2 separate regions of the Mus musculus genome follow, and region 2 is linked to region 1. A link is a loop called in an ENCODE intact Hi-C map of the cell type or tissue named here. Cell type or tissue: heart. All regions are shown on one strand. Links, peaks and the distances in the headings refer to the core of each region. The heading gives the core; the rest is flanking DNA. Region 1 overlaps Nckap5 (NCK-associated protein 5). Region 2 overlaps Nckap5 (NCK-associated protein 5).

The links. Peaks named below come from ENCODE experiments on the same cell type or tissue, not always from the same donor. Only the 100,000 strongest peaks of a DNase experiment are listed, where the experiment ranks them.
Region 2: a loop joins it to region 1, with 2.3 times the contacts of the local background. A loop is called at or near these places in 3 of 42 quality-filtered maps.

The regions. Positions count from the first base shown.
Region 1 is chr1:126,430,561-126,433,480 of GRCm38, forward strand. The region is part of intron 4 of Nckap5 (NCK-associated protein 5); the gene reads right to left. Among named protein-coding and RNA genes, the nearest start is that of Gm35562, 390 kb to the left of the region's middle. In heart, for the core only: a CTCF peak has its summit at 1,285 (motif pointing left); no DNase peak of the experiment used is centred there.
Region 2 is chr1:126,724,903-126,727,822 of GRCm38, forward strand. The region is part of intron 1 of Nckap5 (NCK-associated protein 5); the gene reads right to left. Among named protein-coding and RNA genes, the nearest start is that of Nckap5, 100 kb to the right of the region's middle. In heart, for the core only: a CTCF peak has its summit at 1,723 (motif pointing left); no DNase peak of the experiment used is centred there; H3K27me3 peaks cover 631 bases.

The DNA.
Region 1 (2,920 bases), core at 131-2,630:
CACATGTCAAGGCAGAGTCTCGGTTACTCCTGTCACTGCTCCGACTCCAGTGTAGCTGACTGGTGAGCTGCCTGGTGAGCTTCCACTTGAGTCTACCGACTCCCATCTCACCCACACAGTGCCTATCTCCCAGGGATGGTGACATGTGGCTGCTAGGGATGGAACAGAAGTCATCAGGCTTGTATGGGAAGTTCTTCTTCCCATGGAGACGTCTCGCTGGTCCACCGGACAGTGATTTTTATGTAAACTACAGACAAGACTCCACACAGAGTATTGGTGCATTGGGTAAAACTTCTGGAAGCATCTGTATTCTTTCTGAAACATTCTTCCTGTCTCTGTTAAGGTTCCTTTTTATAGTCTTTGGAAGCAGTCCCATGATGGAACAAACCTAGGCCTCAGAAATGCTAGGGTATCTGCCATGAACTCCAGGTGTGGCCTGACATCCTACCCTGTTTCTGCTTCTTGGCACTGAGATACTCATCTTTGCGGTTCACACGCGGATGCACTGTCCCAGGTATGCTACTAGAATAAACTGTCCCCAGTCCTCTAGGAGACATAACCATCTCTTCCGTGGGTAATTTGGATGACAATATTGCTCGGGCTCATAAATAAATCTGGGATGAATAGCTAAACGGCTTTTGACAGATTAACACATTACTAAGCAGAAGGGTATTTAGAATTTTAAGACTCTGAAAGCCATGTGTAATTATCCAAATGAATCAATGCTTTCCACTGGAGTTTTGGACACATGAGCAGGTACATGGAGAGATGAAGGGGGTACGTCGTGAGGCCCGCTGCTGTTAACAACACCTTCAAGTTTCGGCAGAAGGGAAGGAAACATGCTATTTTTCATACTGTGGCATCGCCCCATACAAGGAGGCAGTTGTTTTGCGGAATGATAAATAGAAGGCTATTACATGCTTAATTAAAGAACCAATCCTTTCAGCTCTGAAAAAAAAAAATATAATCCCCAACTGAGTAGATATGTGAGCGTTGGAGAGGAGGCACGGTGTTTTAGACTTGCTGTTCCTTGCTCTTGTTATTGTCAGAGAACATCATTAAAACAGATCTCTCCTTCCTGCCGCTGCATCCTCAGACTGCAGGCCCGTGGTGTTGGCTCCTAAGGCAGTCCCCACCCTCCAAAGAACAGCTGTCATGTTTTTTATGAGGTCTGATGGAAGGTGAGGTTGCACACACCCTGTCTGGAACCTGTTAAGGACATACAAAGCTCAGCTTGGATTACGGATGTTATTTTAATGAATGTGGTGCCCTCTTCTGGTGGAAAGCCTAAATCAACAATGAAATCTTGTGGGCAGAAGACCAAGCTCGGCATCTTGTGCTCTCAGCACAGAACTGTGGATCGTAGGCCAAGGGGAGACCCCAGTAAGTGATCAGGCAGCACTCAAACCATTCAAATCCCCATCAAAGCTACACGACAAAATGAGTAAATGAAAATGCTGAAACAAGGGAAAGAAAGGCAGAAATCTGGCACTGAAGTAGAGAGAAGAGAAGTAACGAGGGAATCCCCCAAGGGCTATCTTTAAAAGAGAAAATAGGGCTTAAAATAGCTGTTCATCTTTAAGTGACAAGCAAATGGCCTTTTGATCACTGGTGTTCTTAAGAAGAATTCTTTCTATTAAGCATGTCAATGCATGTACAGACTTAAAGGAATAAACATCGGTTGGAGAAAATAATTGAAGACATTCTTAATGGGAAGCTAAGTGCGCTGTGAGAGAAATGCCTTCTTTAGCATTGTGATTTTTCATGAGATCAAACCTACAATATTAAAAGGTCTTTGGGGCTGGACAGACAAATGGCTCAGTGGTTGAAGAGCACATACTGCTCTTGCAGAGCACCTGAGTTTGGTCCCCAACATGCAGATCAAGTGGCCCAAAATCTCTTCTCATTCCAGCTCAGCAAAATTCAACGCCCTCTTCTGACTTCTTTGGGTACAGCAATCGTGTGCACATAACACCTCCCTGCAGCGAAAACTATCTCTCTCTCTCTCTCTCTCTCTCTCTCTCTCAAAAATAATGTCTCCTCACATTTCTCCACATCCTTTTGAGGGTTGACACTTTGAAGGCACTTTTTAGATGAATACTTGAGCCCCAACTATATAATTATTTGTCATTAAACAAAATCTGTAGCCATCCTTAAGGATGGCGTCAAATATTTATACTTGAACAACAGCAAAACACGCACCAATGTATCAGGGATACACATGTATGCTACTTCTTGAGTCAATTCTATAGGTTAAAGGCCAGAGATATTTACAAAATGGTTAACCTTTTAACAACAAAACCGTTTAATCAACCAAAGAACCCTAGCATTCCAGACAGAGGAAACAGATTCTGTCTATTAACACTCCACTGATTGTTAAACTATGCCCACTCTTGCGTGCACCCAGTTTATTATGCATCACAAATTCTGTCACTTGCTAGAGGCTGTGGCCCAGATTGAACATGTATTTATGAAAATAAAGCCCAAGACGTCTATAGTATGCTGTCATGCAGGGCTTCCAGTTCAGGAGGCTGGAGGGATAGATCTCCAAGCCAGCCATAGCCAAAAACCATGAAGAGAGCCTGGGTTCTGACATGTAGTTTCTGATGACTATGTGGATTTCATAAGCTCTGGGTTTGTGAGTGGCAGGAAGTTGGGAAGGGACACTGTCGATGATGGAAGTAACCATGTTTTCTCTTTGGTACGGTTTGAATAAGAATTGTCCCCCAAAGGCTCATTAAACACTTGGTTCCCATTCTTTGGGAATGTTGTGGGACCTTCAGGGGGCGGCACCTCACTAGAGTCAGTGGGCCACTAATGTGTGGGGTGGCTTTTGAGGCTTTATACTCAGCTCCTCCTTTCTGCTCACTCTCTGCTTCCTATGTATAGCTGCAGTGTGACCAGCCAGCCTCATGTGCCT
Region 2 (2,920 bases), core at 325-2,824, 290 kb after region 1:
GTACATGAGTCAGCTAAAGGCATCTCCCTGGGTCTGCTCCTCCTTCCACCGTGGAAGGAGAAGGGAGAAAGACAGAGGATAGAGGGAAAAATGGAGACAGGGAGATGGAGTCTGGGAAGGAAGGAAGGAAGGAAGGAAGGAAGGAAGGAAGGAAGGAAGGCAGGGAGGGAGGGAGGGAGGGAGGGAGGGAGGGAGGGAGGGAGGGAGGGAGGGAGGGAGGGAGGGGAGGGAGGGAGGGAGGGGAGGGGAGGGAGGGAGGGAGGGAGGGAGGGGAGGGAGGGAGGGAGGGAGGGAGGGAGGGAGGGAGGGAGGGAGGAAGGAAGGAGAAGTGTTTTTAGAAAGGACTGCTGAGATAGATCAGTGAATAATGCTAACCTGTACATATGGACTGTGGCATAAGGTCTCTCTCTCTCTCACACACACACACACACACACACAAACACACACAAATTTAAGAAAATAAAAATAAAGCCAAGCCTATATACTTATTCATTGATTCCAAGACTTCTAGAGCTCCTGTTTGATAAACATCATGACTACTGGAAATAAAGAGACCTGTGCCCCCTTGTTGAAAGTTACATCAAAGAACAATGCTGTGGCTTTGTGCCCCAGTCCATAGACAGACATTTTGAACACCAGCGGTTTTAAACATCAAGGTCTAAGACACTAAAGTGAATGTTTTTCTTAAATGTTAGAGAAGAAAATCCAGAGAGTGTGCGTATATTCAGACTCACCAAGCATTCGAGGGCTATCTTCTGCGGACCAACTATTGTTCTAGGTGCTAAGTTTACTATTAAACTACAAGACACACAGAGACACTGATTCCAAGAAAGGTCTTGCCTCCCGGGGAGGGGGGGGGCACCTTCCTAATCAATAACCCACCATATGTTTAATTACATTAGTGATAAGTGCAGTGGCAAGGACCACACTGAGCTGATAAGGGGTATGGCAGGTAGGACGAGCCTTCCTAAGGAAGGCAGTTGGGCAGAGTTGTTCCAAGAGGAGAGACAGGGAGAAGAGAGACTCGTAAGTAAGGACAGATTCAGGTAAGGGGAGCAGGAAACAGGCCAGCAAGGAGGAAGAGAATGGCTTTAGGGTACACACTGAGTGACTCTGGAAGTCAGTTTTTTCTCCCTGGCTACTAAACTCACCGAGAAGATTACCTGCCTTTGCTCTTATTAAACCTTCTCCAGTCGGTGTCAGAAAGAGGCCATGCCACAGAGGAGAGCAGGGCTTGCCACAGAGAGGACGACTCAGGACTGCTGCACACAATTCTGTTGAGTATGGGCCTCACCCCACTGCTAGAAACAAGATTAATCCATGTCTAGAATAGGAGAACTCTCATCTTTCCTTCTCCACACTCGGCAGCCAATACTAAGATCCAACAAGCAGACTCAGAGCCCCTCACCCCAACTCCAGCAGACACATCCTATAGATTTAGTGATGAGGCTTCCAAAGCCCCAGTTTGATTGATGGGTTTTTAATGATCCATCTGATTCTCTAACTCCTTACTAAGAAAGCAATGAAGATGGAAACTTAGATGTCTTCTCGCTCCACATACAAAGAAATACAATGTACTTTAAAAATCACTTGGGTAATCTTAAAGCTATTCATCAGACAGTCTAAAAAACAATGGCTTCTTTACCAGGTAGCTGTCATGATTGGCAATTGGTGTGCAGGGGGGGAAACCTTCTACTCAGCTTAACAAGGCCCTCTACTGGCGGTCCCTAAAAACTGTCTAAATGTGAAATCCTTCCCTTGCTTTCTGTAAGCTACTTTGAATATTCCCTATTATAAAGCTCCTCACATTCCTGAGCTGGAAGCATAATTGACAGGAAAAGGAGGAAAGTGAAAAATCACTGCCTCTTTTGCAGCCCATCCATTTATCTGTTCACAAAAGCACATTGCTCCAAGCCTGCCATTTGCCTGTCTCTAATGAGGCTATTCCAGACGTCAGAGGAACACAGAAAGAAGGGTGTTTCCTACAGTCAGAAGGTGCTGAGGGTTCATGGTACCACAGAAACAGATATGAATGAATGCTGTTTGCCAACTACAATAAACGAGAGCATTTCTGTTTACCCGAATGGGAGTAATTGAATATAATTAAGACACATGGGAAGCAGGCATTTCAAATTACTCCTGATTTGGCGCAATTAATAATTAACTTCTCCCCTTAGACAATTGAGAGAGAAAAAAGGCATTCTCTGGTGACTTGAGACTCTATTTTCTGAGAAGAATGCTTTTAAAGGACGTTCATTTCTGACTTATTTGTCAAAGGGATCCATGAGCAGCTGCACTTAGCCAGAGGTGGGAAACTGTGAGTTGTTTTACATGAGGCAACTTATCACAGTTTTAAATTTTTGGGTTTTTTTTTTGTTTTTGTTTGTTTGTTTTTCTTTTGTTTTTTGTTTGTTTGTTTGTTTGTTTGTTTGTTTGTTTTCGAGACAGGGTTTCTCTGTTTAGCCCTGGCTGTCTTGGAACTCACTCTGTAGACCAGGCTGGCCTCGAACTCAGAAATCTGCCTACCTCTGCCTCCCGAGTGCTGGGATTAAAGGAGTGCACCACCACGCCTGGCTCAAAATTATGGGTTTTTATATTTGCATATAATCATCTTTTTATTTTTAAAATTAAATACACTAGGCTTTAGAAAGGATCATTCTCTCTCTCCCTCCCTCCCCCCTCTCTCTCTGTGTAGTAGAGTCCTGTCTCTCTGTCTCCCGCCACTGTCCCCCCCCCCATTGCCCCCATTTCTCCTTGTACCCTCCCCCAAACTCTTAGCTGCTTTCAAGTTCCATGTGTCCTTTTCTCCCCCCTCCCCCAGCTCTTCTTCATTGCAATAATTTCACCCTACCTTGATCTCTTTTCTGTCTGTTTGTTTTAGACTGTAGCTACATTTATGCCAATTTTAATATACACATAT